2 separate regions of the Homo sapiens genome follow, and region 1 is linked to region 2. The links are chromatin loops, found by intact Hi-C in ENCODE. Cell type or tissue: tibial artery. All regions are shown on one strand.

The links. Peaks named below come from ENCODE experiments on the same cell type or tissue, not always from the same donor. Only the 100,000 strongest peaks of a DNase experiment are listed, where the experiment ranks them.
Region 1: a loop joins it to region 2, with 7 times the contacts of the local background. A loop is called at or near these places in 30 of 110 quality-filtered maps.

The regions. Positions count from the first base shown.
Region 1 is chr4:166,161,373-166,163,872 of GRCh38, forward strand. No RefSeq gene overlaps it. Among named protein-coding and RNA genes, the nearest start is that of TLL1, 290 kb to the left of the region's middle. In tibial artery, no CTCF peak of the experiment used is centred here; no DNase peak of the experiment used is centred here.
Region 2 is chr4:166,593,127-166,595,626 of GRCh38, forward strand. No RefSeq gene overlaps it. Among named protein-coding and RNA genes, the nearest start is that of SPOCK3, 640 kb to the right of the region's middle. In tibial artery, a CTCF peak has its summit at 1,402 (motif pointing left); no DNase peak of the experiment used is centred here.

The DNA.
Region 1 (2,500 bases), 430 kb before region 2:
AAGGGGCTGAAATATTATCACTTTCTAATTTTGTCTACTCTGTTCATTCTTCTACTGCGTATTTCTGTTTTGATTGAACTAATTATAGAATTATATATTACTGTTCTCAAAAAAATTGTTAGTGCCATGAGTACCAAGTCAGCAGCACCATAATTAAGAACTACTATTTGTTGGGTATGTAGTATGTGCTGCACAGCATACTTCGTGTTTTTCATTTATAGCATAGATCTGTAACAATACCTCATGGTAGGTTTTATTATCCCCATTTTATAAATGAAAAACTGAAGTATAATTAACTAAATCAATATAATTACTGCTGAGATCCAGTATTAAAATCCAGCCCCGTCTTTTTCCATGGCTAGCAAGTAGAAGTGTTGGATGTGAAACAAGAGTTATACAATATACTTAGATATGTAAGTAATTTAGCTTTTCCTTACAGTAATTTTTCGATATAAAAGCCAAAGAAATTTCCTTACTTTTTTTTTTCCAAGTTTATACTTCAACTCTCTTTGAAATCTAGAATAAAAAACAGACACACTGCCCTTTTTCTGTTTCACTGATATGATTTACAATTTATAGTAAGTGACTGGACACTAGGCTTACACAAAATTGTTTCCAAGTAAGGAACAATGTGACAAAGGTGTTACAAGCTCTGGCTCTCCTGGATTATGCTCAAATCCCACCTCTGGGCTTGTTAGTTGCACAACCTTGAACATTTTGTTTGAATCTTCAGTACTTCAGTGTGCCCTCAGGAAAATAAAAATAATGTTAATAAAACTAGCTCCTAGGCTTGTTGCGAGAATTAAATTAAATTATGTGAACAAAGCTTGTGGAAAAATGATATCCCATAGCAAAAATTCAATAAATGCTTAGTTATTATTCACACATGAGAATATACTAAGTATACTATCACTGTTTTAGATTTTTCTTCCATCAGATTTACTACATGAAAGTAAAATACGTAAAATCAATGCTAACTAATGTGCACAAATAATTATCTGAATGTACTATAAACAAAGACTTTGAAAACTGCAAGTCCTATCTACTTAACGAACACCTGGGTTGAGTGAACTAAATGGCCTCTATCAGAGACATCGATGACTTGCACTGAACTTTGATCTTGTCACTAAATGTCATTCATCACTGGCAATATTTCACACACCATTTGGATTTGCTTGACAAGCTATCTATCCTCATGGAAATCTACATCTTGCTCCTTTAGCTGCTCTCAGAGTAAGAGTGCTGTTACTTAACATATTATCATTCTTTCAAAACCTTGTATTCCTGGAGGTTATAAAAATAGGTAGGTGTCTGATTTAAAATTGAAAACGAAATGTGGAGCTGTTCTTACTTCCAGGCATAAAAATTACGATAGGCAATTTCCATTATTATTTGAACATAAAATTTCATTTCTTAAGGCTTTAAGCTTTTTTAAAAAAGTTTATTGCTGAATTTATTACTTTAGAGATAGAATTGCCCATTTTCTTTGTATTTGTCATCAAATACTATTAAGTAGTTAATTTTGTCAGAAAAGGTACCAGACATTGTTCAGCATAAATAAGGAGACTCAGCCTGAGCTCTTCATTAATTTCTTATTTAATTCTGTCAGCTCTCAGGTACTCAGATAGCACAAATTTCAAAACAGAAACTTTGGCATATAGGATTTAGCCATTATACTTCATTTTGTGTTTTGTGGTTAGTTTCATTTTAATGAGGTAGGCAAAGACGTTTCAGTGGATTTTTACAGAGAAAACTTGCACTTTGTACTTAAGAACACACAATTCAATCTATGTCTTTTTCTTGCCTTAAGCTCCATTTTAAAAACATCTCTGAGTTTGCTTGTGAATTGCACATAAATGTAAATTCAGTGCAGGTTTTTAAAGTTATGTTTCTCTTGAGTCCTAAAAACATATTTCACCTTAATTTTAACATTTTGGGTATTTTTAATCTCAAGATTTTATGCCCTTTGCAATTTGCATACTTTTAAGAATTTACTTCCCTACATCCCCACTTTAAACTTACTTAACACACATTTGCAAAGGGGTGGTTGCAAATGCCAAATGCACTCTATACTTGGAGTGTGTTTGTGTGTGTATGTGTGTGTATGTGTGTGTGAGAGAGAGAGAGAAAGAGAGAGAGAGAGAGAGAGATTTCCCTATCTTTGAAATTTTCTCAACATCTTCTTGCTCCTAAAATGTGGGCTAGGGGCTGGGTGCAGTGGCTCATGGCTGTAATCCCAACACTTTGCGAGGCTGAGGTGGGAGGATTGCTTGAGGCCAGGAGTTTAAGACCAGCCTGGGCAACACAGAACCTGTAAAAGTCAAAAAAAAATAAAAGAGAGAGAGAGAGAAAAGAAAAAGATAATGTGCTGTATAGGATGACCTGCCCAAGCTGTCTCTTGCCTAGTAGGCTGCTTATATCTTTAGCTGATTGTTCCAGGTGCTTATATACTGTCCCTCACTACATTACATTATTCTATGAAAGAATAAGTTAGATAGAC
Region 2 (2,500 bases):
TCTGTGTTACCAAAAGCTTTATGGAAATATTTACTGGAAACGTCTCACTACCCAAAAGCTTTAAAGTAACTGGAAATTTTAATAAAAATTGGACACTATTTTCAGTGATAATGTAAAAATCCTACACTCATTACTATTATAAATCTTGTGGCAAAACACTAGATTTGTAGAGATCTCATAGATAGCTTTTAAATTTTATAATGTGCACATAGAGATGGGTGGATAAATGTTCTTTTAGTAGCTATGGAAGCAAAGTCATATTAGATCACTTTATTGTCATTAACATTTTGGAACATGCTAATTTTATGTTAGACAACTGGCTAGCAGATGGATAGCAGAAAGACAGAACTTCCAAATTACACATAAATATGCTTGTAAAATGAATTAGGATAGAATAAAATAGCAGAAATAAGTAATGAAGACCCACCCAAAGGATAAATCAATATAGGTACCATACAATATTCCTTTCATTGTTCAGTTTTTATATCCAGAAAATATTCCCATCATTTAAAGTCAACTAATTTTAAATAGTATCTTACTATAACATAGAACGCATGTTGCAGTACAATCACAGACAAATGGCTTACCAGTTAAAATCCTGTGATTAAAATCCAACAGAATTCTCTTGAACTTTTGCCTTCACATCAAGCAGAGCTTTTACATTTATTTTTCATTTACCCAAACTTCTGGGTCACAATATGATAATTTAAAAAATTAAAGTGGTGACACTATAAGATGACAAACTAGGAGTTCTTTGGTTTTACTCCTCTCCGCAGAAATTCAACTAGTAGCTATCCACAGACAAGAATACTACTGTGAGTATACCAGAACTTGGAAGTGAAGCTGAGATATCCTCTCGGACCACAAAACCAAGAAAAGCCTTGATCAAATGGTAAGAGGGATGGCTGTCTTTGACTGTGTCACCGCTTCTCCAGGACAGCATAGCACCACACAGAGAGAATTTCCCCAGACTTTGAGTTTTTATAGTGGGAAAAGTGAGTTGGAAGTGAACATTCAGCTTCTGTGATCCTTCACAGGAGGCTCACACCTGATTCATTTCATAGGAAACCTTGGTTATATCAATAAGCTAAACCATCTGGGGTCAGTTAGAAACCAAGAACAGGGATGGGGCTCACAGCAACAAGCATGTAGATCTTGGTGGTTGCTCTGCATGTTAGCCAATGAAGAAAACTACCCACCAGCAGTTTTCTGCATTACACTGCAGAAAACATGGTCAGTGGGTCTTCCAGGCTTAAATCTCTGGATGGATTCCCAATACAGCCCAGGAGCTCTCATTGAGTCTTCCCCAGGTTAATTTTAGCCAGCCACTGTGCCAACCATTAAAGCCAAAAGGCTTCAGTCAGGATGGTGCCAGCTGCAGCAATCCTGGACTTAGTGTGCCCTCTAGTGCTACAACAGCTGCAGTGGTCATGGGTTTAGGGATCACAACCTGCTCAGAATGTCTGGACAGGTTTACTGTTGAGGACATTCTCAGTCAAAGCCAGACTGCAAAATCTTCAATAAATATATAATCTTTAAATGAATAGATATTGATGCACAACTAAAAGGATCAAGAACAACCAGGGAAATATTATTATATCACCAAACAGACAAAATAAGCTGCCGGTGACTGACCATAAAGTAAAAGGGATGAATTAACTGCATTCTAAAGAAATTAAAATAGCTCTTTAAAGAAAACTCAGCAAACTTAAATAAAACATAGAGTAATGCATCAGAAATTTAGAGAAATTTAAGAGATTGAAATAATAATAAAAAAACAAGCAGAAATTCTAGAGCTGAAAACACAATGAGCAAAATGAAAAATAAAATAGAGAGCGTCAACAGCAGACAGAAAGAATCTGTGACCTCAAGACAGGTTATTGGAAAACATATTGCTAGAGGAGAAAGGAGAAAAAAATAATGAAAAGTAGTGAAGAAAGCTTACTGGACTTACAGGACACAATTACAAAGGCAAATGTTTGAGTTATTGGTGTCAAGAGGGAGTAAAGAAAGATAAAGGGAGTAGTGTATTTATAGAAATAATGGTAAAAAAAAAAAAAACTTTCCAACCCTGTAGAAGGATATAAATATCCAAGAACAGGAAGGTCAAGAGTCTCCACTCAGATTCAATTCAATTAAGACTACCCCATGACATAACGTAGTCAAACTTTCAAAATCAAAGACAAAGAAAGCATTCTGATAGTAGCAAGAGAAAGAAACAAATAATATGTAAGGGAGTTCCAACACACCTAACAGCAAATTTCTCAGCAGAAATCTTACAGGCCAGAAGACAGTAGGATGATATATTCAAGGTGCTGAATGAACAAAACAAAACAAAACAAAACTGACAATTAAGAAAATAGCACCCAGCAAAGCTCCCTTCAGAAATGAAGAAGAGATAAGACTTTCTCAGATAAATAAAAGCTGAGGGAGTTCATTATCACAAGACCTACCTTACAAGAAATGCTAAGAGAGTTCTTCAAGCTAAAACATACAAAAA